Regions from separate parts of the Mus musculus genome. Here region 2 is linked to region 1. A link is a loop called in an ENCODE intact Hi-C map of the cell type or tissue named here. Cell type or tissue: heart. All regions are shown on one strand. Each heading gives the region's core, and the rest is flanking DNA. Links, peaks and the distances in the headings are about the cores only.

Region 1 (15,676 bases), core at 4,419-12,418:
GTTCCCGGACAGCGAGGGTTTTCACTAACTCTGATTGCAAAATGGAAGATGCTTGCTAAGCATCCCAGGGAGTGAGAGCTACAGTGCTCAGAGGTGGGTGGACCACATAGGGTTGAGAGACATATTTTGATTTCTCCCGACAGCGTCTGAAAGAACTATTTTAGAACTCTGACGCCAAGTCCAAGGAAGACCGTCTGCAACCTGGCTGCACAGAATTTCCATTCTGTTACTGGAACTCGGTGTCCAGACTGGACATTTCTAGCCTCTGGGTAACATAATCAAGGAATTAAGATAAAGGTTCACACTGCTTGCAAAGTAACAAGGAAACTTTACTCAGACGGATCAGGTATGCTGTCAGGAGGGATGATGGGCGGATGACTGCTCCAGGCTGGGCCACTGAGGTGAGTCAGAAGATAAAACTGCTAGTTAATCAAGCCCTGCAGTGTGAATTCGATCCCCTGAACCTACGTAAAGGTCAAAGGGTAAAACAAGCTCACGAAAGTCGTCTCTGGCCGACACTCCCTGAACTCCAACCCATGTGCATCACAATACACACGGTAACAGTAATTATTAATTTAAAAAAACAAAACTTGAAAACAGTACTGAAGGGCTCTAGTTATGGGTTTAAGAGGAGAAGGGGCTTGTTGCTAAGGGGGATAACTGGAAAGGTTCTATTTTGATTGACAGGTTTGGGTTATATGACTCTTTTTCTACTGCAAATGTTCCTTCCCATGCTACATCTGTTCATCCAATTACGCATAGGTATAAGGTTATAGAGGTTTTTAACTAAAAGCTCCTTCCGAGGAAAGTCTACCTTACTGAGCATGCAGCCCAGAGAAGTCAGATCAGCCCCTTCATTCCCATGCCTTGATAGGGAAGTTGTCCCATGGTTGTTTTGTTTTGTTTTGTTTCAGAATGAACATTGTTACAAGTGTACATACAGCACAAACCAAGTGGAGTTCCAGGTTGCTAAATTATTCCCTAAGCTTACCTGCTTACGGATTCAACTACTAACACACTATAATTTTTGTTAAGATTCGTAGTAATTGGGAGACTTGATTCTATTCATGTATTTGTTGTTGTTGTTTTAAAACATGCACACACATTTTATTATGTCTGGCTGGAGAGGGTATGTGTGTGAAAATCAGAGGACGACTTTCAGGAGTCACTTCTTTCCTTCCACCACGTAGGCCCAGGGCTTACATCAGACTATTTGACTTGGCAGGGAGTGCCCTGACCCAGTGACCCTCCACCCCCACCCCCGCACTGGCCCCCTTTCCTTCTACCTGACTGGAACTGTGGTTTAAAACTCCAGTACACCTGGATTCAAAGCTCAAACAGCAGTGTTGGGGAGGGCCCAGGTCTCTCGTACTTGAAGTCAGCTGCTAGATTGAACCGTTCAGAAACCCACGCGTACTCTGGGAACTCCAGCTCAGTGAGCCTGTTCAGCCCTGCTTCCAGCTAAAGCAGCAGCAGCAGGTGAGGGCATTGTCTGGAGACATTCCACTCCCCAGCCTCCAGGGAGTTCCGGCAGCTCCAGTTTCTCCCATCCATCTCGGATCAGGAAGAAATGTTAGATCAGTGGTTTTCAGTTATGACCACGCAATGGAATTTCCGAGGTAGCTTTTAAGAAACACCTATGCCAGGCTCTGCCTCGCTCACGGAAATGACGGTCTTTGGATTGATATTTAGGTGTCGTGCTGTTTGCTGCAGTCTAGAATGGAACCTCAGGCCCCATGCACCTTAAGAACAGTCACACTCTATCACTGAACAAGCCACACCCCCATGCCCTGCACACCAGTACTGGTGGGGAGGGAGTCCTGTTTGTTTTATGGTACCTTTTTGTTTGTCTTAAAGACACAGTTTCATACAGTCTCGGCTGACCTCAACCTTAAAATGTACCAAGAACGACCTCAGAGAGACCAAGCCGATGTCTTGCCTCTGCCTCTGCAGGGGTGAGATAACACACACTTCTGCTGGAAATGGATATGTTCTGTGTCAGGGGAGAAACCCACAGACGAGGGGACGGTAACCTGGCATGGCATACGCCGAGAAGCAAGCACACTGGGGCTGGAGCTTACTTAGTTCAATCTAATGACATCTGTGGCTGTGTCTCGGGCACCGGTGGGAGCTTCGTTATGCAGTTTGTTAAGCATTCACCATGGTAAAGGCTGGGATAGAGAAGGTGTAGCGTTCAGTAGTAAAAGTGCTTCCCTACCATGCCTCGGGCTCTTGGTTCTATTGCATCGCTACCATGCCTCGGGCTCTTGGTTCAATGCCTCGTGACACGGGGGGGGGGGGGGGGGGGGGGGGGGGGATGGGGACACAGGAAGTGGGGGGGGGAGGGAAGGAAGGGAGAAGGGAGAGGGAGAAAGAGAGAGAGAGACAGACAGACAGACACATACACACACACAAATACAGACACATGCATGCATACACACAGTAAACACCACAATAAACACGCTTGGATAAAACAGAGTGTTGTTCTGTGGTTGCTCTGGCCTGTTACACTCTGTACGGGAGTAAACTTCCCTACTGTGCTCGGGCAGGTGAATTCTCTCAATGCCTGTCAATCCCTGGCCACCTTTTGGTGTTCTGTACCGGGCATAAGACCCCCACCTCTTCACTTCCAATGTTTTCAATCTCAAGACCTTTGGTGAGCTGTACAGACACAGACGTGGCTGAAGGTTGGTGGCCAGGGCATCTGCACTATGGCGGAAAGTCTCCATGTTGTAGTGTGTGCTCAGCCCCGCCCTCGGAGGACCCAGTCTCCGAGACTTCCTTCTCCCTCAGCAGCCTCACAGGACTCTCTCAAGGATGGGGGATAGTAACTTCTGGACAGAACCACTCTCCAGTACAATCCACAGTTCTCCCTGTCCCTGTGAACAGGTCCTGGAGTTTTAGGGGTGAGGGTCTCTTCCCACAGACCTCTCTGTGGAAAAAGGCCTCCGACACTGGGAACTGAGGCTCCTGGGTGAGGCGACTCAGGCTTGAGATGGTATGGCCCAAGAATTACTGTAGAAGGGAGAAAGTTACATTTCTTTCTCTTGTGTCCACTCACGGTCCCCATACAGAACAAGCAACAAGTGGCTCCTGGACAAGGCTGCGGCTATGGCAGGGGCGGCTCTAAGCTCCACAGTTCCTCTTCCCCTGGTCTTCCTGCCAGCCCTCTCGATGACTCCATTCTTCTGAGGTCTTCTGAGGACTGCCCTGTGGCACCAGTTCTACCTCCCGAAGGTACTTAAGCAAGGCTGTCACCTCTACCACAAAAGGTCCATTTCCTGGGCAGGGCCTGGTGACTCATAAACCTAGCACTTGGGAAGTGGTAGCAGAAGAAAATTCAAGATTAGCTTCAGTTTTATAGTGAGACAGGCTAGCCTAGGCTACTGAGGCTAGCCTGGGCTGCATGAGAGCCTGTCCCAAACAAACAAACAAACAAACAATAAAGAAGCCTCATTTCCCTTAATCCCTTTGGGATCCCCTGCCCAGGCCCGAGTCACCCCTGTCCAGTTTAAAGAAGGTACTGGAAGAAAACCTCTGACTTCCCAAGACTGGGTCTGCTGCTCTGCGGGGTTAGGGGTATGTGTGGTGGTAAAGAGATGGCTGTGACAGAGGACCAGGAAGGAATGCAGTGTCTCCAAACCAAGAAGCATCCCTGATGACACGACAGAAGAAAACAGTGGGTCCTCTCCAGTCAGACCTCAAGCAGGGGACACGTGCCTGCCCCTGACCAGTACCCAAAGGACTCCAGATTTGACCGCGGAGATGCTCGCTTGCTCGCTCGTCCATGTTCACTGCTGTTCTACTCTCCATGGCTAGGAAATGGACTTGGATAATGAAAAGGCAGTACACACGCACGCACACACAACACATACATATATGCACACAATACACACACATACACACAGGCATACACACATAAACATACAACACATACATACATACATACATACACACACACACACACAGACATACACACATAAACACACAACACATACATACATGCACACACATACGCATACACACACACACAGAGGCATACACACATAGACACACAACACATACATACATGCACACACACACACAGGCATACACACATAAACACACAACACACACACACACACACAGAGGCATACACACATAAACACACAACACATACATACATGCACACACACACACAGGCATACACACATAAACACACAACACACACACACACACACACAGAGGCATACACACATAAACACACAACACATACATACACGCACCCACAGATTTTATTCAGCTGTTAAAAAAAGAAATTATAATATTTCTAGGAAAATGAAGAAAACTTTAAAATTGTATACTAACTGAGGTAACCCAAGGTCAGAAAGACAAATGTTGCATGTTCTCCTCATATGCAGATCCCAGCTTTGAATTTTTAGTTTTTTGCATTTCATACCTGCAGAAGCCAGAAAACCAGAAGAAAGCCGTGGGGGGGAGGGGGGGATGGCCGAAGAGGGGGAGGGAAGTAGAAAGGTAGAGATGCTTCAGGAGGGAAAGGGTGGGGGATGGGGACGCAAGGGGGTTAGGAGGTTAGCCAGACTGAAGGAGATATGAAAAAAAAAAAAAACCCATAAGGGAACCTAATATCCAATAACCCCATTTAAAATGCAATTTTAATTTCAGCCGGCCGTGTTGGCACACGCCTTTAATCCCAGCACTAGGGAGGCAGAGGCAGGCGGATTTCTGAGTTCGAGGCCAGCCTGGTCTACAAAGTGAGTGCCAGGACAGCCAGGGCTATACAGAGAAACCCTGTCTCGAAAAAAAAAACGAAAAAAAAAAAAAAAAAAGATGTAATTTCAGTGTTGGAGAGATGGCTCAGCAGTTAAGAGAACCTGCTGCTCCTCCACAGGATGTGAGTTCGGATCCTAGCAGCCATGTCAGGCAGCTCACGACTGCCTTAGGAGTTACTGCACTGGAGGGCAAAGGAACAGGGCCAGGCTGAGCGAGCAGGGGCACCGCCTTCTCTTCCAATGTGCGAGACACTTACAGCATCAGCTCATGGCTACCAGAAGAGGCCTTGCTGGGATGAGTTTTTGAGTAGTCAGAAAGAAGTCAGGAAGGACAAAGGCAAGAGGAAGGGAAGGGAGATATAATGATGGGGGTGGGGTGGGGGTGGTACTAAGGTCCCCAACCCAGGGTGTGTACTCAGATGAGAAGTGGTAAAAGAAGAAAGGGAGCCATTACTGCCTTTAAAAAACCATGCATGTGTGTGTGTGTGTGTGTGTGTGTGTGTGTGTGCGCGCGCGCGCGCACACACACATGTAGCAGCTGGAAGACAATCTCGGGTTTCATCATCAGGCCATCTGCCTCCTTGGAGACTGAGCCTTTTCCTGACTAGACAGCCCCAGGGATCCTCCTGTCTCTGCCACTCCAACGATGGGATTACAAGGGCACACCATCACACCCAAAAATCTTTACATAGGTTCTGGGGATTGAACTCAGATCCTGTGCAAGCATTTTACCAACCGAGCCATCTCCGAAGCCCAAGGCCATTTATTTTCAAAGAGAGATGCAGGCAGGCAGGCAGGCAGGCAGGCAGGCAGTTGGGAGCAGGCTTGGGTATTGGGGAAGTAAGCAGGCTAAAGACAGGACGTTCTGGCCAGAAACCAGAAGGCTGGCATTGCTGAGCCCCAGTGTCATGACAAGATCCGGGGTGTGCCTGACTGAAGTGGCAGTCATGTCGTCACAGGTCGGGAATGGTGAAGTGATTCAAGTCTGGTAGTTCAACATAGTCTCTACATGCAAGGAGCTGAAGCAGGGGGATTGGTGTGAGTTTGAGGTCATGGGTGGGATATGCAGGCAATTACAGATCAGGACAGATTGTAAAATGACATCCTGCTTTTAAAAATATATAATAACCAAGAATCTGAAATAAATGATCCTCAGGAATCAGAAAATAAGTGTCTGGTAAGTTCTGTCTTCGGAGGGTTGAAGAAAAGGCCCAAGTAGGGAAAGTGGCTACAACTCAACCGCTCAGGTCAGGAAATGCTGTGGTCTTGCTTGAACAAACGGTCCTTACGCTACAGCCTCCACGAGAGTCAGTACAACTATCCAAACACAGATTCGCGGGGCCAACAGTGGCTGTGCTCTGGGGCTAAGGAGCTACATTCTAAATTCAGCTGCTCTGGGGTCCAGAAATCATGTCGTTAATGACTCTGAAGATGGTGGTTCACGGCGCTGAGAAGCCGTGCTCACAGAGAGGAAGAACAATGAGTTGGCAGAAATTCTGGTCAGCTCTATATCGCGCTGAGGAATAAGGAGCTCAATTTACAAGTCCCCTCTGGGAAAGAAAACACTAACAAAATGCGTTTTAGAAAGACAAGGCAGTTTTAATGAAAAGGGGTGCCACGCCCTGAAGAGACCCAGGGGTCTCCCCCTCCCCCCCAGGGAAAGTCATTGTGCAGAAAGATAAAACTGTTCTGTACCCATTACCCAGCCGCACCCTCCTGCACTCCTAGGAGACTGCTCTGCTGAGCAGATAAGTAGTGTGGTCTCTAACAACCACACAAAAGACCTGCACAGAGCCAGGTGGGGGCACTGCCTGCTGTAAAGGTCTGCCTGAGTCACCCCTGACAGGAACCAGCTTCTCCTAGCCCTGGAGTTTTCTTCACTATCTGTGATTGGGCTCCCCTAGTCTCTGGGCAAAAGAAAGAAAGAATAAATATTAACTAAAGGTGCAGCTGTGGCAGGGTGCCCAGGCACTCCCCTCCCTTCAGCCTCCTTGCCCCCTGACCCAGAGGCTGGAACCAACCGCTGGGCTCTCAGGTTCATGATCTGCTTGGCTGCTCCTGCAGAAAGAGGGGAGAGGCGAGCATTTCTCTGCATAGCCCTGGATGGCAACCAGCCATTCATTGGCGGGAGGGGCCTTTACAGGTGGCTAAAGTGATGTATAGTCACTGCTGGGGCCTCCTGGACTCAAGTAGCTGACCCATATGATCTCCAAGTCAGCCAAAGCCAAGGCCCACATTCCTTCCATGTGTTACACTTCACCAGTTGTTACATTGTGTTATATTGTGTTACATTATGTTACATTAACCAGTAGCCAGCTAAGCAGATTGTATTCGTCACTGGGTGGTAGGGTGGGATAATTAGAGACCCAGTGATAAATTATTTGTTCAATGAGAATAATAATGCCTGCCTCACTCCTTGGCTATTGAATTAAAGAGATGTTAAAGAAATGAAAACTAAAGAAATAAATTCGTAAGTATTTTTTTTTTAAAAACATCTTTCAGGATGGGGAGATGGCCTTGTGGGTAGATACCCAGAAGCCATTGCAGTAGTGTGCATTGCTGAACTGCGTCCTGCCTTGCCGCTGGGATGCCTGGGCACAGCTGGCATGCAGCTCGGGGGAGGCAGAACGAAGTCCCCAGAATGGTGGTCTGCTGCGGGGTCTGGGACCTATGCCGTGGTTCCCAGTCTCCTATGTACCTGGGCGCCACTGGCATACAGCTGGGAGTCGGGGCACAGGGTCCATGGTCCATGCTTCCCCTTGGGGCATCCATGCACTGGACAGGAAGGGGAAGACAGAGTCCAGGAAGGGCGGGACCAGTCTGATTACAAGTGAGCTCTGGAAGAAGAGAGAGAAGGACTTCTTCGGGAGTTTAGGCGAGGCTCTTTAAGATGAAGGCCTTCCCCGCAGCTTGCTTGGTCATATTGGTTTATTTGATGGTGGATATTAATTGCATACACTTCACTCAGGGTGAACCGGGGATCAAATACCTTTTGCGGGAAGGAGTGCACAGGAAGGGAAGCTAATTGGCTGAACCCTCAGGGGCTTATCTAGGTACCTCATTAGTGTGGAGTACTTGAGGTTTTTTATGCCACATGACTGATCACCACGGTCCTCAGTGGGGTGTTGTGGTTTCTGTTCCAGGGCAGGTAGAGGCGGCAGGGAACGGCTCCGCTCCTGCCGGTCTCAATCCCGAGATCCCTGGGACTTGCGCTCACTCAGCCTGACCACTTCTCATGCCTGCCTGGTAACAAGCTCCCATATGCCCTACAGTGCATCATCCTAGCATTTCTACAGCAACACAGACAGAAGAATTCCCAGACGCTTGTGGGCCACTTACCCTAGGGTTGCACCAGAGAACAAGAGACCCTATTTCAAACAAGATGGGATGCAAAGACCAACATCCAAAGTTGTTTCTGATCTCTACATGTGAGCCAGGGCAGGTGTGGTGCCCACACTCACAGACATGAAAACACACGTGCATGCACACACAAACACACAGACACACCAGACAGATACATGCAAACATATCAATAGTTTTAAAAGAAAGTGGGGGGTGGCAGGGAATGGCTCAGTGGGTAAGAGCACCTGACTGCTCTTCCGAAGGTCCGAAGTTCAAATCCCAGCAACCACATGGTGGCTTACAACCATCCATAAAGAGATCTGACTCCTTCTTCTGGAGTGTCTGAAGACAGCTACAGTGTACTTACATATAATAAAAATAAATAAATCTTTAAAAGAAAGAAAGAGAGAGAGAGAGAGAGAAAGGAAGGAAGGAAGGAAGGAAGGAAGGAAGGAAGGAGGAAGGAAGGAAGGAAGGAGGAAGGAAGGAAGGAAGGAAGGGGAGTGTGGTGTCTCGTGCCTTTAATCCCAGCACTCAAGACACAGAAGCAGACAGATCTCTCTGTGAGCTCAGTGCCATCTGGTCACCGTGGCAAGTTGTAGGTCAATCAAGTGCTACATAGTGAGATCGCAAAAATTAAAAAACAAATAACTAGCCGGGCGTGGTGGCACACGCCTTTAATCCCAGCACTTGGGAGGCAGAGGCAGGCGGATTTCTGAGTTCGAGACCAGCCTGGTCTACAAAGTGAGTTCCAGGACAGCCAGGGCTATACAGAGAAACCCTGTCTCGAAAAACCAAAAAAAAAAAAAAAAAAAAAACCCAAACAAAACCAAACCAAACCAAACCAAAACCAAAACAAAAAAAAACCAAAAACAAATAAATAGATTTCTTAAAACCTTGAGTAATACATTTCAACTCCTGACCTTTAGGTCCTGACACTCACCACGCAGGCTCTGCTTGCAATGATCAGCACTGCGACCTCTATTCAAAGTGTTCCACTAACCAAGACCTTGGCTCAAATCCTAAGTTGGGCAAGGGACAAGCTGTTGGTCAACACTGCCCCCTAGTGGTAAATTTACCAACTGCACAGAGACCGGCCACCAGTCTTTCTCTGGGCTCACTGGGTAACTCCTGGAAAAACCTTAAACTCCTTGCCCCCGAAACAGCCTTAGGCTCAATCCCAGCCAAGAGCCAGTCTGCTCTCTGTGTGGCTTATGTCTTTGTACTTCATAAGTGGTACTCATCCGTACTTTAAATCTTTAGCAAAATCCTGTTCAGATCCTGACTCGTCCAAAAGAACCCTGACCCTAATCAGCCCAAATCTCCCCAAACTTTCTTCAATGTCTCCTTTATTGGGTTAGTTGCCTGTATGAGTTATTTCTAAACTATAGAGGTGTATATATATATATATATATACATATATATATACACATATATATATACACATACACATATATATGTGTATATATATATATATGTATATATAATTCCCGTTTTACAAAACTGTTCGAACAGTTTTCAGAGCCTGAGCTAACTACATATATTCTTTTTTTTTTAAGATTTTTTTTTAATATGATGTGCACACTTCAGACACACCAGAAGAGGGCATTGATACCCATTACAGATGAGCCACTGTGTGGTTGCTGGGAATTGAACTCAGGACCTCTGGAAGAGCAGTCAGTGCTCTTAACTACTGAGCCATCTCTCCAGTCCGACTATGTATATTTTTAAAGAATCATACTTTTGAGTGCTTAATGAGGGCCAGAACCAGAGCTGGGTACTTGCCCATACACGCTCTCAATTATGTTTTGTTGTGATAATTATTATTCTGGGGTTGCTACACCCCCTTGTTGTCTTTGAATATTAAGGGGTTTCTACTCCACTTCAGACCATATTGTTCCCAGATAAAAGACACAGAAATCTTCAGATTTACAATGAGCTTAAGGGCACTAGAGCTGGCTGGGCGTGGTGGCGCACGCCTTTAATCCCAGCACTCAGGAGGCAGAGGCAGGCGGATTTCTGAGTTCAAGGCAAGCCTGGTCTACGAAGTGAGTTTCAGGACAGCCAGGGCTATACAGAGAAACCCTGTCTCAGAAAGAAAAAACAAAAAAAAAACAAAAAAACACTAGAGCTGGGCTGGTGAGATGGCTCAGTGGGTAAGAGCACTGACTGCTCTTCCAAAGGTCCCAGCAACCACATGGTGGCTCATAACCACCCATAATGAGATCTGACGCCCTCTTCTGGTGCATCTGAAGACAGCCACAGTGTACTTGTTTATAATAATAAATAAATCTTTGAGGGGAAAAAAAAAAGAGCACTAGAGCTGGGCAGACACCAATCCTCTGTGCTGTTTTGTCTGCTTCCCTGGTGCTGTTCCCGGGGATATCACTGGCCGTGCTCCACCTGGGCCATGCCTACTCCATCAGGCCAGCCCTCATGGCCACCTACACAGTGGTGTCTTCTTTCCTTCTCCTCCTCCTCATGGTCCTACCTCAGACCCCAAGTCCGGGGATCTTTGCTGTGTCCCCTACCCTCTGCCCAGCCCAGGCTATAGGTATCCTTATTATAATCAGTGATAACTTGGGGGGGGAGGGCACAAGGTTTGCACAACAAAAGCTGGTGTATGTGAGATTCACTCATCTTGGAGTAACCAGGTCTTGGGATACAGTATTTAGCCTTTGAATACATAGTAGCACCAGACCAACCCCCTATAACTTTCCATGGCCACTTTAATGCAATTCTACTGCAAATTTGCTACTGTCTCAATTTATAGCTGGAAAAAGGAAACCTCAGTGACTTAATGTAGACCACACAGCCAGGGAGAAGTGTAGGTCTAAAACCATACGCTAACAACGGCGGGTACAGAGAACAAGTCAAATCTCCTGAGTCAACTCTCGCGCCTGCAACTGAGAAAGAATTCAAAACCCCCTGAGTTTGGAGAGTGATGTACTAGGCCGTTCTTAATGAAGACACTGAAAGGTGAGCCTTTGAATCCGGTCCAGATTTCCAGGAAATCCGGCCCACATTTCCAGGAGATGCTTTAAAAGCTCCAAGCCATTAACCACCACCTCCTAGAGAAGGAATAAGCATTCTAATTAATTTCTTTAAAATAAATTTAAGTGGGACAGAGAGATGGCTTGGAGGTTACAAGGACTTGTTGCTTTTACAGAGGACCACACATGGCTCACAACCATCCTTAACTCAGATTTCAGGGGATCCGAACCCCTCTTCTAGCCTTCTCCAGCATCAGGCGCTCACATGCTGGCGCATACACATATACCGAGACAAAAACTGCTCATACATATAAAATAAGTATGTAAGTATTTTAAAAATCAAATAAACGTCTGTGTTCTTTAGACAGGTGGTACACGCCTGTAACCTCTGCAATCAGAAGGTGGGGACAGGGAGATCAAGAGTTCAATACCAGCTCAGGCTCTACAAAACCCTGTCTCCAAAGTGAAAAAAGAGAAAGCATGCATGTGTGAGCAACACTATAAAACACTGAGCATTTTGTAGCCACCAATAATTTGTGAGAAGCAGCAACAAGGAATGGAGTGGGGGGGTCTCAAGTTGGAACAAACCCCCACCATGGTGTTTAGGGAGGGATACAGTTCTGTTTGAAAGAAAACTCAGGGAACAGCGTGGTGAAGGATGAGCCCGGCTGTTCGATTCTGGGTCCTTGTTTCCTCTATCCTAGGCCTGGGCTCCAAAAACCTGGAGAAGGAATCCTGAGGGAAAAGATGGGGCAGAGTTTGGTTCTCAGGAGCAGTTTCAATTTATTCAACCAGCATGACCCTAACTGACCTGCAAGCAGCCTGGGACCCAGGCAAGGTCACTCACAATACAACCAACTTTACCACACGTTGTGGAAGCCTCGCAGACTGTGGTACCGCTTTCTCTTCGCCTCGAGTTGTCCAGCATGCCTGGTTCCTCACACCAAAGGGGCAAGTTTGCCTTCCAAGTGCTTCAAGGACAGAGAGTAAACACATTTCTGTTCACATGTTTGTGGGTCTATGTGCCTGGTGAGAGGCACATGGAACTGACCATGTCTCCCAAGCCGCGTGTGCAGCTGCTGAAGACCCCCCTGAATGGGATGTGGTGGAGACTGGAAGCCCAACGCTGGAGGAGGAGGCTACAGCTCAAGGCCAGACTCTACTCTGTTATGAGTTTGAGACCAGCCCGCCTAAGACCCTGTGTGTGTGTGTTGGGGGGCGGGGGTGGGGGAGTTGGGTTGACGGAGAGAAGGAGGAAGAATAATAAACAAATTAAGGAAGGAAAGAAGGAGATAAAGATAGAGAAAGACCCCCTCACAATATAACCCTGTCCCTGCCCAGGGGCCTTCCTGCCCTGGCTTCCTGCAATGCTCTGTGCTGGAGCCCACAGACACCCTCACAGGCTCAGCCGCTGCTCTTGGGTTGGACGGCTGACTGAGAGGTTTTTCAGCTACAACTCTACCTGACACTCCATCCCTTCACCTCACCACTCACCGGGCGGGCATTAATGCCTCCTCCCAGCCAAGGGCTTTCTTTGCCCATCTCCTGCCAGTTATATTATTCAGGAAACAAAGGCTCTCGAATGAGAGGCGAGGAATGGCTGTCACGTCTCTACGGAGATTCCATGACATTTATTTGTCCTGCATTTCCCCACCCTTTACCCTACTGCACCACCCCAGGTTGCAGAGGGATCCCACCTCACAACCCCGGCCTGAAGCAATGCGCTCTTCCTCGACTCATACTCCAGTATGAGGCAGTCAGGGGTAAACACTATACTCGGAAAATCTCTTCCACTTGGACTTGCCTTGCCTCCAGTTACAGAAGTGACAGAAAAGCAACCTTTCTTTTATTGATAGGGTCTTATATAGCCCAGGCTGGCCTCAAGCTATGTAGCTGAGGCTGGACTTGAACTCCTGATCAACCTTGCCTTTACCTTCCAAGTGGCTCCATGAAGGTGTGAACTCGGATTTTTTCTGGCTTATACCAGACTATACACCTCCCCCCTTATTGGAAATGGGTGCTCTTCTTATCCACTGTATCCTGATTACAGTTTCCCTTCCCTCTTCTCCCATCCTGACCCACTCCTTCTCTGTCTCCCATTAGAAACCTCTAGGAGATAACAATAAAATATAACAAAATTTTACAAAAAAAAAAATCCTATTAAAATTGGACAAGACAAACCAACAAAAGGGCAAGAGCCCCAAGAGCAGGCACAGGAATCAGAGATTCCCCCCCCTTGTTCACCCACTCAGGATCCCGGAAACACTAAACTGAAGGCTGTAATATACACGCAGAGGACCTACTGCAGCCCCGTGTGGGCCCCGTGCTTGCGGCTCCAGTCTCTGTGATTCATATGAGCATTGCTTGGTTAGTTTAGAAGGCCTTGTTGTGGTGTCATTTGTAGAATTGATAGATTCTACAAATGCTTAAAGGAAAATCAACAGTATTTTAAGACTCTTGGAGAGACCATGTTCTTACCCATTACATGAGGGTAGTCTTCAATATCATCAGTTCGAGAAATCCAAAAAACAACTGCAGACTGACACCCACTCTGCATACAGATGCAGACGCCTTCAATACTAGCGAGCGAAATCCAGCAGCCCACTAGGAGAACTTGGTATGCAGTGACCAAATGAGATTTAGCCTGTTAACGGTGCATCAACCAGTGTGAAACACCGTATTAATAAAGGACACAGAGCATGCGTGACCACATCAGCAGACAGAGAAGACAGTTTTACAGAATCTAGTGATTTTTCATAATGAAAACACTGGGGTGAGCACTTCTTTGATTCGTAAAGGACATTTACAAAAGAAAAAGAAAATGCGATATCCATAAAGTCACAGGGATCCTGCACGTTGCCTGGTTCCGAGGCACCGTGGGAAGCTCTGCAGGAAAGGGAAAGGAGCGCAGAAGGCAGGGGGGATCTGGTTAGTGCCAGATACGCTTGGCTCCTATATCTGGCACTGCAGTATGGGATACGTCATTACCTACAGCACAGCCCTGCCGTGGCAGCTGCCTCCCTTTCCATCCCTGCAAGTTCACAGCACTAGGTCACAGCCAAGACAACCTCAGGGCTTCCCCAGGAAGTTCATGTCCCTCCTATAACCTTAGTGGGAAGTGACTTTCCATAGACTGGGACACGGCCATCAAGCTAGTGATGGGACTTGGACTCACTGCCCACATCTCCTTCATGTTGGCCAACCTTGTGGTTGTAGCGGAAACCTTCATCAAACCACAGTGTCTATTTTCTGTTTATGATCTAATGGCCAGGCTGGCTGCTGCTACCTAATGTTCAACATAAGACTCAGAACTTAGAGACTGACAATTGTTCCACAACCCTCCATTCGGGCTTCATTGACACCATCCTGCAGGTGACTGCGACCAACTTACTGGCTATTTTATTTTTAAAGACAATAGTCTCACTATGTGCTAACTGCCCGGAATGTATCACGTACTGCAGCCTGACTTTGAACTTAGAGATCTACTTGTCTCTGCCTTCCAAGTGCTGAGATGGAAGATGTGCCTCACCGTGCCTTGCCATCTTATTGGCTGATGAAATCGAGAGACACATTCTGGTTTTCTGTACGTAGCTCTACACACAGATGAGCAACTGACAAGTGTTTGTGGTGACTGTGGCCATCTGGACAGTGGCCATTGTCGTAGAGGCCGTACAGCACAGCATCACAGCGCACAGTGACTGTGTGCCATCTGGGCCATTTGCACCTTGATGATCCTTGTGGCGATGTGGCTCTCTTAGCTCGCACCTCTGACTGTGAGGACTGAGAACGGAACAGCCCTGGACCTAGGTGGACCTGGGATTCCACGGCGAGTTTCTGGAAACCAGTCATTGTGCTTGGTTATGATCTGCTGAAATCTGTGACTCGTCTATCATTGCAAGATGTGTGCTTCCCCTTGTTTAAGGATTTGCTGCCTTCTGAGTCAAAACAGCCTGGGACCTCGCTACAGTCCGTGGTTTAGAAAGGAAGCTACAACAGGAAGGCGGTTGCCTTCCAAAGAGTTCGATGAGCAACATCCATGATGAATTTCATCCTGATCCACACTCATTTTGAAAGTAGGAGTGCAGTTCTTGCAGTGGAATTCAGAATGGTTCCCAGAGTATCTGTCTAGACGGTGTGACCTAGACTTAGTGCCACTCTGTAAGATGGAGCTCAGACCTAACACTGCTTGGGTGACCAAGAACCAGAAACTAGATAGCCTAGAGACCTAGGGTAAAACCAAATACTACTGGTCATAAAAAGAAAAAAAAAGTTGTGATAAAATGGCTCCTGGTGACATTCTGCTATACTCATAGATCAGTGCCTGCTCTGCCATCGTCAGAGAAGCGTCCTCCTGCAGCAATGGCAACAAACACAGAGACCCACAGCCAGACAGTACACACAGGTAGGTAGGCAGGTAGGTGGGTAGATACATACATGGATACACAGACAGAGAAACATGGATACATACATGGATACATAGATACATACATGGATACATAGATACATACATGGATACATAGATACATACATGGATACATAGATACATACATGGATACATAGATACATACA
Region 2 (15,676 bases), core at 3,101-11,100, 120 kb before region 1:
CTCTTCCCCCCTTTCTCCTCTCTCTCCCGTCCTCTTTTTTTTTTAATTTATTTATTTTATGTATGTGAGCACACTGTGAGGGCATCAGATCCCATTACAGATGGTTGTAAGCCACCATGTGGTTGTTGGGATTTGAACTCAGGACCTTTGGAAGAGCAGTCAGTGCTCTTACCCACTGAGCCATAACGCCAGCCCCCCCCCCTCCTTTGAAGGCCTCATAGAGTCCGGCTGGTCATAGGTCTCTGATACTCCTGCCTCTGCTTCACTGAGGCAGGCTTCCCTGAGAGCATCCTCAGCATTTGGCTTACCGCTGCTTTTCATTACCGAGGGCCCTTGAAGAGCTGGGGCTGTGGGGAAAATGTTAAGTGGGCCCACAGATACTGATCCCTTTATCGTTATTTCCAGAGGTCCAGCCTAACACAGTTCTCTAGTTTAGATGAATATGCCCGCCCCTTTATTTTCCAGAGCTTGTCTTTCTTGGGATCATTGGAGAGGAGTGTGGCCAAGCCCAGGGAGGACTAGCTTTCTGTGTCGTTGAAGCTGAAGTCACACCTTTTCTTCCCACAGGGGAAGGTGGAGGTGGAAGCTGGGAAAGAAGGCATGAAGTTTGAAGCCAGCGCTTTCTCCTACTATGGTGTGATGGCCCTCACAGCCTCTCCAGGTGAGTAGCCCCGGCATCTGTTTCAGGAAGACGCAGCCCTTCTCCCTCAGTCTCCCCTGAGCCCAGCATGAATCGGTTCTCGTTGATGCGCATCATAGAGACAGAAGCTGTACCCATCCCGGGTATACGCCTTCATAGGTCTCCACACCCAGCGAACACAGCTGTACACACTAGGAGAGGCAGACTATTAAGGCCTTAGTGATAGAGAGAGGAGAGAGTAAGCATCCTCCTCTGAATCGCTGTCCCCCAGAGGTCCCCCCTCACTTCTCGAACGTTGTAGGACACAGGATGTAGTGGGCTGACTCTGTTTTCCTCTGCCCGGGTTGTGCTGCCATGGTCATCTGGGCTCTGCGTGGGTGTGCTTCCTTCCCATCCCTACTATGTGCTTGCAGTTCCCTCATCTGATGGTTGAGCAATGCACTAAGGCCACCTGAGGCTACGGAAGAAGGGAGGAGTGCTGCTGCTCAGCGCCCGCCCTCATTTTAAATCAGTCCAGAGCCCCGGTCTGTGGACTGTGTCCCCACACTCTCAGGAGTGTGTCTTTCCCATTTACCTCCCTGGAAGTACTCTCAAGAGACATACCAGAGGTGTGTTGCCATGGCGACTGTAAACTCAAGGGATGCTAACCCTTAGATTAACCATCCGAAGGCTATTTCCTGTTAGAGGCACCTGCGGAAGCTGCGTGTCTTCTGTGGGTGTGTGCGCTGGGGTCTGCTGAGTTGCTAGTTAGCTTTAGAACTTTTTAGAAGCTTAGCACTTCCAGAAGCCTTGTGTCTGTTACATCCCCTCCCCCCCGGCCACCCCCCCCCTGCCCCGCCTGTTTTGGGAAGTGTTCCCTGGTCTCCATTCCAAGTCATTCTAAGTCTATCACACAGAGTAGCTCTTCTGGGGATTTTCCGTTACATCTCCCAGAGGCTGAGGGAGTTTGCTGCTACTGTTTGTCTAGAGAGCTGGCTGCTTGTGGTGCGTGGTTATGCCACCACGGGGATTGAGCAAGTTCTCTGAGAGTCTGAGGGGCCTGCAGGGGTGTCAGCACCCAACTTTGCTATTGCTTGCCTGCCCTGGCCAGGAGTAGATTAGGCAGGTAAACGGAGGTGCTGTGGTGCCACCTGGTGGCCAGAATACAAAAGGACATTCTGTACAAGGAAACATTTACAACGGCCAAAGCTAACCACAGTCCTTTTTAAAGGAAGGTTGTCAAACTGAAAAAAAAAAAAAATGTAACAGCAATGGCAACCCTTCAGGCAAGTTTGTCTTTGTGACATCTGTCTTCCCCTGCTGTCCCACGCAGCAGTGTGACTGGCATAAGGATGTAAGCGTTAAAAAGCCAGTAAGCTGTCAAGATTCCTTGCTCTCTCGTGCAGGCTTTGCTGTCCTAAGGGACATTGTCCCTGAGTGTGCACATGAGCCTGCGTGGTCCCTCCTAGAAGGTCTTTGTTATGAACTTGAAAGTGATCTTCCTTCCCACTGTGTGGTGACACTGAGGAAAAGCCCTTGGTGTCCCATAATATCCAGGAGGACACAATGAGGTGCTGTGCAGACAGTGTGCTGTGACCTTAAAATACAAGGGAAAGGTGGGTGAATGGCTACAAGTTCAGAGTCAGCGTAGTCTACACAGACCTTGTCTCAAAAGTGTGAAAACAGAACAACAGGAAGAAACATTATGTCACAGGAAGGTATTATCATTGTGACTGTTCTGGGACTATGTGTCTCGAGTTAGCGTAGGTTAACAGACCCCTATTTTTAAGGCATCTCTGTAAACTGATGAGAGCAACACACTTTTGCTGATGACTGGTTATTTAAACCTGAACACTAGCCTCGCTCACAGTGAACAGTAGTGTAGGGAAAATCCACGAAGAACAGGATAGCAAAAGGCTGGGAATGGTGGCCACACTAGTTCCAGCCCTTGTGAAGGAGGTGGGAGGACCATGAGGCTAGCCTGAGCTAAGTAGTAAGTTTGAGGTTAACCCTAGACCATAAGAGACCTTTCAAACCAACTGAAAAAAATAACAACAAAAGGCAGCAAAGAGCTGACCATTCACCAGGAGGCCCCCATCATTCATTTCAAAGGCTGACCTGGGTCTGGGGGTCTGTGTGTTCACTGAGATGTCCGATCAGTACAGGACATTAAGGCCTGCCTGTGTCTGCTCAAGAGGAAATCGCAGGTAAAGGTGCTTGCCACCAAGCCTGGTGACTTGAGAACGACTCCCACGTGTTGCCCTCTGTTCCCCACGTATGTGCTATGGCCGGCGCACATGTTCACATGTAAATGGAGAGTCAGCTGTCTACTGGGGAAACAGAGATGGAGGTCTGCAGTGAGACTGAGGCCAGAGTGGCCTACAGAACAAGTTCCAGGCCAGCCAGGGCTCTAGGTTGAGACCTTGTCCTGACACAAAGCAGTAAAATAAAGCCCTCAGTCCTTGGGACATGTGGGAAGGCATGCCCTGTCCCTCCTGGCCTGCTCTTGGGGTCTTCCCTGTGATGGGGCTAGTCTCCCATCAGAGTGAGCAGTGCTGAGCCTAACCTTTGTCTGCCATTCTCAGGCAGTCTGTACAGTTGCCTCTGCTCTGAAATCTGCAATCATCTCAAGCAACTCAAAGTATCAAGCCAAAATTATGAAACCAATAATACCAGTGAGTTGGGTAATCAGGGGCTTGTGAGGCCGCATGGTGAGTGAGCGCCGCAGTGCAGCGTGGGCCTATTCTTAGAGCCCCTACCAGCTGAGGCTTGGCTAATTGTGACTCAGACATTGAGAACAGCCTGTTTTGGAGCTGTGGACCTCAACTGGGTGTTGGAGGTTTAAGAACTTTCCAGAAAAGAGCACAAGGACAAGATTCTTCCCAGTGGCATACTGTTCTGGGGAAGTCATTTGTGTCCCTTCCTTTTATGTAACAGCAGTGGGCTTTGCTACTTGTGGGGTGGGATGCTCACGTTAGTGAGACAGCGTCCACTGCAGTCCCCTGGATGGGAAGATCTGTCTCTGCCTTTCAATGTGGTCTCACCCTGTTTTTCTCCATTTTCCAGTTCCTTTGTCCCTGTCTCGCACCTTTGTTGTCAGCAGGACAGAGGTGTTAGCTGCGGGCTCTCCAGGTAACTCTGCATGCTTCCTTTCTCCTAACCCAATCATTGATCCATTGCCTGCCTAGACCCTGGGGAAGCCTGGCCACCGGGCTGCACACTGTTTCCACAGCGCTGTTCCCAGCTTCCTGCCAGCCTGAAAATGCCAAGGCTGCTGCCTAAGATGGAGCTGTCCAGAAAACATAAACGACAGAGGTCTAGAAAGGAACTCTGGGCCAGGATCCATGGTGACCGGGCATAGGGAAAGTCTGTATGGTGGCTGCCTGTCCCACTTCTCATCCCACCTCACAGGTCTGGGCCTTGCAGCTCTGCCCCAGGTTTGCCCAGAGTCTTACTCGTCTTCAGCATGTTATAAGATGTGGAGTTTGCACTGGAGTCTAGACTGCTTTCCTTTCCCAAAGAATCAATTTGGACAGAATCTTGGGAGTGCATGAACTTGTCCTGGCAAATGAGAAAAGCCCATACTTACCCTAGTTTGGGAGTACTTCTCCTTCCCACCCACAAGTCCCCAACACACACACACACACATACACACACATACACACACACACACCACACACACACACACACACACACACACACACACACACACACACCACACACACACACACACCACACACACACACACACTGTGACCTGTGACTCTCTGCCCTCCTCAGGCAGATGACCCTGCTGCTCTGTTTGGGCTCAGTGCTGTGCACTTTCCTAACCAGCAGCTGATTACCCCCCAGCAGGAGAGCATGGCCAGGCCTAATACGCCCACTACAAAGAAAAGTTTTAATCTTTCTTTAATTAAAATTGCTTAGCCTTAATTGAGCTTGTTGTGGTACACACCTGTATCCCAGCATGCAGGATCGGAGGCAGGAGAGTTCAGGGTCAATACATAATAATATAGGAAGCTCCTGTCTTGGAGAAAGGTAGACTGTCAGACATCTGTGTGGGGTGATGCAGCTTTCCTGCGTTGCCCTTTTCCCATATAGCTCGTAGGTTTTAATCTGACCGATGCAATTTACATACAGTCCAACTCTATCATGCGCTAGAGCGCTGATACTTAGAGGAGCCCATGCTTACGTTGGAAGAAATTTAATTGTTTCCTTGAGTCTGCTGTCAGCCAGGTGTGGTGGCCACACCTCTAATCTCTGTGTTTAGGCTTAAATACGCAGATTGCCACGAGTTCAAGACCAGCTTGGGCTACATAGGGTGAGTTTGCAGCCAGAATAGCTAGAATAAAACCCTGCCTTCAGAACCCTACCATAGGGCTTCAGAGATGGTTCAGTTGCTGAATGCTAACTGCAGGAGGATGACGACCCGGGCACCAGCTCCCAGAAGCCAACCTAGTAGCCTGGTTTTATCCCCATACTGGGGAGGTGGAGACAGCAGGAACCCTGGGCTCACTGCCGGCCAGATGGGCCAAATCAGGGGGCCCCAGGTCCCAGGGGGTGACATTGTCTAAACAAAGTGAGGAACACCCAAGGTTGACCTCTGGCCTACACACACACATACACACACACATACACACACACACACACACACACACACACACACACACACACACACACTCTTCAAGTTTGGCATGTCTAAGCATAAGATATTCATTCACAGAGCTATTCAACTCAAACCAATGAGCAGAACACACACATGCATTCACGTGCATCCATGCATTTATATTTTTCTTCCATTCTTCACTCATGTTTGCTGATTGTATATGAAGTTGCAGGGATACTGAAGTTGATGCGTCAAAGCCCAGTACATCATCTGCATGCTATGTCTCCTTAGAATTGGAGCTCTCTTCACCATGCCTGCTCCATCTGGGCAGGAGTAGATAGGCCGGCCTGCCTTGAAGGTCCTGGCCCACGGGCCTGCTGCCATTGCAGTAACAATGATATCCTGCCCCTTCCAGAAGGTGCCTATGGTGCAAACGAGGCTCCGTTCATTATTCTGCCTACGAGTTTGTAGTCAAAAGAAAGGATTCCTAGGTAGGATAGAAAAAATAAACTGAAGCAAAAAGCCAGAAAAGCAAAGTGAGCCAATACTGAGAGGGGTTGTTTGTCTGCTTGGTTGGCTTTTGAGGTAAGGTCGTGGCCCTGGCTGTCCTGTGTAGACCAGCAGACCGTACCTCACAGGGATCCGCCTGCCTCTGCCTCCTGAGTGCTGGGACTAAAGGGGTGCACCCCCATGTCCAGCTCAAATGGTTTTGACTTTGATTTCGTTTTGTCTGGTTTTTGAGATGAGGTCTCTTGTAGCCCAGGCTGGCCTAACTTGAACTGACTATATATCTAAAGATGACCTTGAACTCAGCATCTTCCAGTCTCTGCCTCCCAAGTGCCTGGATTCTGGTTGGGTGCCACCAAGCCCAGCTAAAATTGGCGTCTCATCTTTCTTACTGTCATAAAACCTTGACATACAAATTTGATAGCAAAGCATGAGCCCAGCCGTGGGTGGAGCTTGCTCCAGCTTCTGCTCTGTGGGTCTGGGCTCTCTGGGCTCACTGCAGGTGAGTCTTCAGGGCCGCTGAACAGTTTGGTTTGTGGTGTATTTGGACCAATTTGCAGGTAGAAGTTTAGTCCTTTATCTCATGGATTTTGGGTAAAGGATGTAAACTGATTGCCCCACTCGGTGAGACATCCAAAGTACACAAGTAGCAACAGAACTCAGACGGCCCCGCTGCTGTTTTGTAAATTGCATTAGGAATGAATAACACGGTAGAGAAGGCTTCATGAGATCCTTAAAATGAAAGCAACTGCGAGTTAAGTCAGACCCAGGGCTGTCCCTGTCAGGCCACAGCAGGGTCCAGTGTTTTCAGCAGGAGGCTGGGACCAAGAGGAAGTCCATCCTGGAGGCAAGCATGCCCTTTCTGAGTGGGGACGCTCCTGCCTGCTGCTTTTGGTCACACCTGGGATGGAACACTGTGTGTCCTTCACCATTCTGCTCAGGTCTTAGACTAGTGAGAAGAGGCCAGATCCCTGTTTACATCAGAGTACTGTCTGGAGAGAAACTTTCAATAGTTTCTTGAGAAAACACACAGCTCTCATTGAAGAGTAGCAAACAACCACAGAAAACTGGTGAAGTCTCTCTGGCCCGTGGCAGATTGTCCTGCACTGTCACAAAGGTCCTAGTCTCCCATCTTTTTACAATAATTTTATATTAATGTTAAAAATAATTAAACTTTTATGACTACATTTTTTTGTGAGCAAAAGTTGAGTGTGAGTCTGTAGGGAACAGTGATTTCCCAAGGCTTGCTGTTTCCTGTCAAGAAGGCTTAGCAAGTGTTGCTGACCACGTGCTGTAAGCCCGCTCTTTCTTTACTTGGTGTTAAGATTTTAATCTTGTCCTTGAGATGCTGAGCAGTATTAAAGCCAGGAGGTGTGCTCCCAGGCAGTCATGTCAGGCCCGTGGCTCTGTAGGAGGAGTGTGGGCAATGGGTGGCTGTGACAACGGGCACAATAAGACGTTCATCACATGCATGTGCACATGTGTGTGCGTGCGCACGTGTGTACGCGGGCCCAACAAACCAATCAGAAAGCAGTGTTCACTAACTGGGAGTCTAGAAGAATCCAGGCTCTGACCCCCACCTGCCAAGGAGCAGTGGTCCTGCCACCCAGGTGCCTTGCCTTTGATACCTTGAAACCATAGAAGTAAACACTATTTTAGAAACCTATGCAGACAGAGAGAGAAATAGATGGGTGCGTCTCTATGAGTGCCAGGTCAGCCTGGTCTACATAGTGAGTTCCAGGCCAGTCAGGGCTACACAGAGAGACCTTATTTCAACAACAACAAAAAGCATACATACATATTTCATAGAAGAGAGAGCTTTATATTGTCTACTCTTTCTACTAGCTTTTTCAAAATATCTTCATACAACTAAACACACCCCTCAATTTTTAATTTTACTTTCATAAAATGTTTAAAATAATGATCTGTTGGTTTGACTTTTACACTGTATTTTACTAAGGTTCTCTTGCTCTTTACATTGGAAGTTTTGTTTGTAGACCTACAAAAAGCATAAAATCCTATCAGAAAAACATTAAATATATTAAACAAAAATACATGCAGAAACATACAACTTAAAGACCTGATCCAGGAGCGTGGTCTGGGAGAGGCTAGCAGGAGAGAGCGGGACATGTCAACAGGGCACGTCCATCCGGCACTCACTGGGTGTGGCGCTGTGCTCAGCGCTCTATCTTCCGTGAGCTGGGTACCACTGTGCAGTTTACAGAAAGGACTCTGAAGCTGGGCAGAGTTGGGTCACCGTTCAAAGTTCCGCTCTAAGAGTGCTGTTCTCTCAGGAGGTGGCAGGGACAGTAGGGGGCACTGTTGAGTCGGACGTTGACTTGTGGGAAGCCAGCACTGTGAGCTGTGTGGCAGAACAGGTGGAAGAGGGAGATGTGGCCTGGGAGTCCTGAGAGGAGTTCCCCAGTGGACACGGTGGTGAGGGTGGGCAGAGGACTTTAGTACCACTATGAAGAGAGGAAAGCTTCAGGGGACCGCAGTACTTCGGGGTCTTCAGCTGGTTTCAAGTTGCTCAGTGGCACTGTGTAAACCAGTCACTTGAAGTAAGAGGTAGGCTGTGGCCACAGTGACAGACTTTGATAGTTGGAGGGCAGGACCTGCCACAGGCTGGCTCTTTTCTGGGCATCTTTTAAGGGCTTCGGAAGATGGGAGCATGGGTCCCCTCTACCCTTGTGGCATTCTGCAATTCAGAGCCCATCTACTGTGCTCAGATGGCTGAAACAGCGGGATGAAAAGGCCTCCTCAGGGAGGACATGGGATCTATTATTTGGTTGGCTGATTAGTTTTTTGGGACAGGGTTTCTCTGTGTGGCCCTGGCTGTCCTGGAACTCCCTCTATAGACCAGGCTAACCTTGAACTCAGAAATCCACACACCTCTGCCCCTTGAGTGCTGGGATCACAGGGGTGTGCCACCACACCCAGTGGTATTTTACCTTTAACATAATTCATCGTTAAAGCTACAAGGAACGGGAGCTGGAGAGATGGCTTGGTGGTATGGAGAAGGCACTGCGTTGCTTTTCCAGAGGGATCCAGGTTCAGGAGGCTTGCTCCAAGGAGATCACTGCAGAAACCCATATCACCAAGACACCGAGCAGGCCTCTCAAGGGTTTCCTGTCTCCTAGCATGATGGTATACCTGAGCTGGCTGATGGCTAAGAGGCAAAGGAGACAGAGGGTCTTTGATAATCTCGTTTGGCTCCTGGACAGATAATGGAGAGCCTTTTATGGTCCTTGTTAGTATCGGGTAGTAGCGTCCGTGACCCGGGCCTTCTCCTCAGCCCTATCTGTGTACCTAGTGATGCTCCCCTCAAAGGCGGGTTCTCAGCTACTGAGCTTTGGCCTTTATACCCTGGTCTTGTCGCAGCTGAGCTGTGCGTATCTGTGGGAGAGATGTGTGGGCGCTGGTGGGATTGCTTTTCATTTGGAGCGAGCGTTCTCCAGCGGCTATACCTACAGTGCTTTAAAGGCCGCTTTCTCTCCCTTTTCTAGGGGAAAATAAGTCACCTCCTCGCCCCTGTGGCCTGAATCACTCAGATTCTCTCAGTCGGAGCGACCGGATTGACGCCATGACGCCAACCTTGGGGAGCAGCAACAACCAGCTCAGCTCTTCCTTCCTTCAAGTCTACATCCCTGACTACTCAGTACGAGCCCTCTCTGACCTACAGTTCGTCAAGGTGAGTGGGGAGGGCTGCACGGCTAGATCTGGCAGGTACAGCCACTTCTGACAGCTTCCCCTTGGCTGTCAAAACGTCCCACCTCCCTTCCTGGGCTCAGCGCAGGTTGAGAAACACAGTGACCTCTATTCCATCCCATGAGCCTGAATTAGCCATCTTTCAGAGACCCAAGCAGCTTTCGCTGAAGCTGATAACCATTTTTCTTGTCTCTGAATGTAAGAGGCCAGATGTAGAAATGGTTCTAGTGGTGAGAGCTGGCTGGATCTTGGCAGTCGGTGTGAACCTTTCAGAGTGGCTCAGTTTCTACTCAAGGATGATTCCTCCTAGAGCAAAAGAGTTGGGCCTCCTGGGGTATTCAGTGTGTGATACGGTATTAGGAGACAAGAGAACCTAAAAATAAGTTCTCTTGGTTTGTTTTCTGTGTCCTCTTCTGGCCCCAGATCTCCAGACAGCAATACCAAAATGCCTTGATGGCGTCTCGGATGGACAAAACGCCTCAGTCTTCAGACAGTGAAAATACTAAAATTGAATTGACTCTTACGGAGCTGCATGACGGCTTGCCAGATGAGACGGCCAACTTGCTCAATGAACAGAACTGTGTGTCACACAACAAGGCCAACCACAGCCTGCACAGTGAAGGCGCCATCTAGGGCCCCTCGGGCCCCCTTGTCCGGCCCTCCTGGACTTGGTCTGACCATGACTTCCGCTAGTTGAGCTTGTCTGCCATGCTGCGTCCTACAGCCTTGAGACCAAAGACTTTGCCCCTTTCCCTGGAAGCCGCGGAGGACGGCTGGGGGAGGGATGGAAACTGGACACGTGACATCCACAGCTGGGGCATGGCTTTCAAGAATTCGGAGACAAACTTCTTCCACCCAAATAGAATCATGTTTATTTTTTCAGAACCTTTTATCGTTTCTTTCATCCCTCAATTTGCATGAAATTTAAAAATTGTTTCATTATGTTTTTTTCCAAGAGATCATGTTTTTGTTTCTAAGTGTCTTTTGCAGAGTTTGAAGTTGGTCTTTCCAAGCTAACTCTGCTGTAGCCCCACCGTGTGACCCCGACAGGATGGACTTGCCCCTTTAACGGCCTTCCCTGGCCGTCCCCAGGAGGGATACCTTTCCTCTGTGCCCGGTGGGTGTCGCTGTCGAACTTGATGGATGAATGAAGAAAAATCATGTCACTGCAGAACGTGCCAAGTCTGTCGTCACTGTGGGTGTCGGCGGAAGCTGCAGGTGCCCTCTCTGCACGTAGTGTCCTTTTGAAAATATGATGTCTAACCCCATCCCTTTCCCTCAGGAAGGATTAATTTAACGTTTGCTTGGGGATGTGATCTTGTTCCCACCCTAAGGAATTTTTATCACCAAAATGAATGTTAATGAATTTTAAACCCATGGTTTATCATTGGCAGGAGGCAATGACTTCATCCCCCATTCCTGTAACCTCTGGTGGTCTGGGACATCAGCTAGCCCCCACCCCAACCCCTCACTCTTGCTAACCCAAGCTGCTGCTACAGGTGCCAAGTGGAAACCTTCCATGGGGCTTCTTAATGAACATGTGGTGGTGGCGGCTACAGGATGCCTCTTTCCTGCTGGGACTTGTGTATTATCTGAGTGGGGTGGGCAGGGTGGGAGGTGGACAATATACTTAGGTATTTCTAGACCCTGTTTCTAATGAAATGCCCTTCCTTCCATAGAGCCAAGTGCCCCTCCCATGTTGTCCCTGGGCTGTGGAGTTCAGCAGTGGCCCTGTTCAAAGGTGGCCCTGCTTCGGATGTGGCCATTGCCAGAGAGCCACCCATACAGCCAGAGTCAGTTTGACCCCAAATCGATTCAGAAACCAAATGTGTGTTGTGGCCATTTCATGTGTGTCTCTGTCTTACTTCAATACCAAATTTACCATGTGTTATGAAATTCACGTCAGCAGGTACTGCTTGGGTGGCTTCTTTTAAAAGGTTCCTTCCTTGCATTTGCTGGCAGTGCTCATACACTCAAATGAACTCCTGGCCAGTGTTCAGTGGGCTTCTCATTACCCAGGTCACTGCTGGAGAAGAGAGCCTTTGTGGGCCTGGGCTTCCTGCACAGGGAACCCTCAGGCTCAGCGCCAGCCTCCTCCTTCAGGTAGGAGGTCTGCTAACCCCAGGATGGACTCTGGGAGGGTGACATGTTGGGTTGGTCCTTTGTTGAATACCTGATGACTCTGAAAACTCTGTGCGTGTGCGTGTGCGCGTGCGCATGGGCACGGGAGTGCTAGGACTGGAACCCACGGCCATGTGCATCCTTGGCAGGTGCTCTATCACTGCCACACCCGCAGACCTTGGCTCGGGCGTCTGGTGCCATGCCCACTGACAGTGGGTAGTGGTCCTGAGTGTTCGGGTTGAGAAAGGCTGGCCCTTAGTGGAGGGTCGTTGAGAGTAGCTTTTAAAGGAGCTGAGTGACCTGCTACCGGTACCTAGCCTGCCACTTTGGGATGAAGTTCCTATCATGGGGAACCCCACACAGTGAGTACCCCCTTCTCAAACACATCCAGGTGAAAATATCATTTTAATAAGGAGCATATTATGTTCAGATGTAAGCTCTCTGAGTGTGGCCAGGGCCAGAGTCCTTCCAACAAGCTTCTAGCTGGCCCCTTCCCTGAGGCCTGGGGAGTCAGGAGCCCAGCCAAGGCTCTCTAGTGCTAAGTGTTCCACTCTGCTGCCCCTCAGGCATGGTACACCTCTGCCTCAGACAGCCTTGCCCCAGGAAGGAGCCTCTGGAAGAGAAGCACCTTGGGCCTCTCTGAGTTTTACTGTTCCTGGATCCTGGAGATGAAGGACTTGAGGGAGCTAGCTGGGAGAGCATCAGTCACCACCCGCTGCGGCAGCTAACTGTAGAGTTCTCTTGCAAAGAAGCTGAGGAGTGGGGTTCTCAGAGATCAAGACTGTGGCCTGCCAGCTTCGTGTTCATTTTCCATTAATGAACTAATTATCTTTGACTAGTTACTTCTATAATAACCAGGAATTCTGAATAGTTCCTCCATCGGCCGTAGTTTGAGCTGCTCTGGGGAGAAGTTTCAATCTTTAAACAGGGCTTGCGTCCGAGTGAACAGTGTTTCCAAGTCTCCCACTCCCAAGTTGACTCCTGAGGCAACTGGCTCTTTGCCCCTCTGAGTGGATCTTGGCTAGGAATGGCACATACCATCTCTGGCCTCACCTCATGGGCTTCCCAGCCAAGAGAGCCTGGCAAGTAGTAGAGTGGCCATGGTCAGGCTCCTTCCATGTAGCTCTGGCTTGGAAGCCCTCCTGCAATGCTGCATGTGCAAACATGGAGGGGAGGGGTCAGGCCAGACAGACTCAGGCCTCGGGAGTTCTGGGTGCTATGGGCCTGCCCCTATGCCTCTGCTGCCAGGCAGAGGACAGGACAGCATCTAGAACTGGATGCCTGTGTGCAGACACTGTCACTGCTAATGGGGGTCCTTCATTTACTGTTCTTTGTCCATAAGGCAAGTCCAAACTCTAGTAAAGTCTTAGGAGAAGAGAATCCTGATATTTCCACATGAGTATTGGGGTGCTAGTCAGCTAGCTTAAATTTGGGTTCCCAATTTGAAGGTGCCGCCTGTTTCATACTCTCTGTGGGCATAGTTGACCTCACGTGAAGGGAGCTGAGCCACAAACCACTTTCTCGTGTTATTCCAAGAAACGCGTACAGGTGTTCAGTGCAGAACTTCACACTGATACGGAACACTAACTGTGAAAAGTCCCCTCGCCATCCCCAGCTCTGTACAGCTAAAGGACCAGCTTTTCCAAATCTAGGAAAACATGGCAGGTCCAGACGCATTAGAAAATGGAGCGACAGGATTTTGAGTTACACAGGGACCATGATCTTCAGCCCGCAAGTTATTTGGGTTAAGAAGCAAAACCAAGTAGGTGCTGGGTGACTCAGCCTGTGTCCTGGCTAGTGAAAACATACACAAACACCTCTGTCCTTCTCTGAAGGCTGCCAGGGATCTGCCACTGTCACTGTGCCTCAACCCAGGGGATGCAGTCTCCCAGGGACAAACCCAAGCAGGCTAACCCTCTGGACTGGCGCAGTGTACACACCTTGTCCCCTGGAGCAAGCCGAGAGGGTTGGCTGCTTCAGACACACCATGTAGTCTAACCTGCTGTGGCTTGGCATGAGTCCTCCCTCTGCTTTTCTTGTGCAGGGCTGATGGCTGTTTAGCTACTTAGCTACCGGTGTACCCTTTTTTGAGGTACCAGGATCTTTCTTGGGCTATGTTTGCTTTCATTCTGGGCCATAGGCTTGTGGTGCTTCTGTCCAACAAGGACAACTGGGTAAGTTGTAGGCTAGCCCAGAATTAGGAGTTTTGAGCTGAATATGGAAGTGATTGTGGGGGTATTTGGAAGTTTTTCCCATACAAATTTATCGATGAGGCACCTACTCGGTGGACTTGTATACTCAGGGCCATTTACTTGTGTTTTAGGAGCTGACGGAACGGTGAGCTTGTTGAGGTGCATTTGCTTCTAGTTGAAGGATGAGCAGTGCTCCGACGCCGAGCTGCTGTTACGAGTCCTGGGCCTGGGATGGGCAAGCCTTCCTCTGGCACCTCCGCACCCTCCTCCCGGAATCAATGCTCATTTACTGGTTTTCCTTCTGGAGAGTCCCCAGTGGTCCAGCACCCCCATGGCCACCTCAGTCAGGCAGAGGGAGCAATCCAGACATAGCAGCTAAAGTGAGCATCTGGGGACCTTTGCTTCTTAGTTCCCTGTGGCTGACATAGCTCATGCAACCTTTTTATACCAGAGCCATGGGAGACATCTCAAGTGCAGTTGTTTTAAATGCTTTTTGATGGAGAGTGCCAGGCAGTACTTGAAGCAATTATCAAAATAGCAAGAGCCAGGTTCTAGGTGTTTTTATGTCCACAGCTGGAAGGAAGGAGAGGTGTGGGCCAATGTTTCAGATGCTGATGTATTGGGGTACTGTCTAGCTTCACTTAGAAGGGTTTGTTCCGATGCTGCTCACATTTGATCCACGCGGATTTACTTCTGGGGCTGGATTCTTCCAGAGTCACCCTAAAGAGAATTATCAAAAGGGCCTGACAGACATGAGTGCCTGCTCTTCTTGGAGACTCGGGTTTCTTACAAACAGCTAGGGTCCCAGACCTCTAGAACCAAGGGAATTATGGACTCATTCCCTAGAAAGCCCCCGCCTGGCTTCTGATTCACTACTACCCATGTCAGGGCTACTGTGAAGAGTCTCACCAACTGACTGACTTTTCTTGTTTTTGCAGTCCTTTAAATCCACAAATGTATATGCTTTATTTTATATTATTTATTATGTACATATGTCTCTACTGTTAGTATATCATGTGACTAAGACACTGTTTGGAAGCCCCTCATCCACTGAGCCTAGGGTTCTGTTGTCCCTTATTGGGTGAGAGGGTGGTGGTATTTTCTGTTTAAAAGGAAAAAAAAAACCATATTGCTGCTCTTACCCCAGCTTCTTTCATTGCCTTACCCCAGTCCATTCCTGCTGGCCAGTATCTGGGAGGTAGATGGGGCAGAACTTCTCACGTCTCCATGAGTTACTGCAGACGAGGTGTTTTGGTAACTGGGTCTCTTCGCTATGGCTGAGACCAGAGCCTCCTTCCTCATCCACACCCAAGCTAGATCAATGGCTTCTACCGCTCACTTGCATTGCAGGATCTATCTGTAGTGGAAGCTGCCCATCTAGGCTCTGACCATGCCTCTTCCTGGTATTAAGGCCCAGTTACCAGCATTGCCTTGGGCCAAACGTAAGCCCTGCTTTGTCTGATTTCCACCCTCCTCAGTCGTACCCACGGTATCATGGCGTACATTTCATGCATTTGAGCAGTGGCATCAAGAGAAAGCTAAACACAGGTCATATGCACAAGCTGTCATAACAGACGCGTTTATAATCCAAATGTTGTAGATTTACAATACCTATTTATTTGTACCAATTTATTTGTAAATCTTGTGATTGTTTTTAAAAGGTTTTGTTTATTTCTATTCTTCTATTTAGATAAATGATTTTCTGTTCACCCTTTTAGCAGCTGTGTGTTCCCTCTTTCCTCTGTGTGACACCAACCATTTTGTTTTCTTCAGCCGTGGTCCCGTACCGGTTTACATGGCTTTCCTTGTGGGAAAGGCAGACCGGTTCACATCAGGGCGTCTCCTCTGGACAGACACTGCAGGTTGAGTACCTGCATGTTACAGCCTGGTACACAGCTGGTTTGGGGGATGCTCTTCTGAGGAA

What was found. Peaks named below come from ENCODE experiments on the same cell type or tissue, not always from the same donor. Only the 100,000 strongest peaks of a DNase experiment are listed, where the experiment ranks them.
Region 2: it touches region 1 in a loop (8-fold over the local background); 40 of 42 quality-filtered maps call a loop at or near these places.

What each region holds. Positions count from the first base shown.
Region 1 is chr19:46,982,177-46,997,852 of GRCm38, forward strand. It overlaps a transcript of Nt5c2 not described here and the pseudogene Gm18657. Among named protein-coding and RNA genes, the nearest start is that of Ina, 25 kb to the right of the region's middle. In heart, for the core only: a CTCF peak has its summit at 9,181 (motif pointing left); DNase peaks (open chromatin) are centred at 5,655 and 9,185; H3K27ac peaks cover 2,194 bases.
Region 2 is chr19:46,867,971-46,883,646 of GRCm38, forward strand. It overlaps Cnnm2 (cyclin M2), which reads left to right. Exons shown (of 8, transcript NM_033569.3): 5 at 568-661; 6 at 3,686-3,751; 7 at 9,238-9,422; 8 at 9,863-10,610. The coding sequence ends at 10,072. Among named protein-coding and RNA genes, the nearest start is that of Nt5c2, 86 kb to the right of the region's middle. In heart, for the core only: CTCF peaks have their summits at 8,038 (motif pointing right) and 10,555; DNase peaks (open chromatin) are centred at 8,071 and 10,591.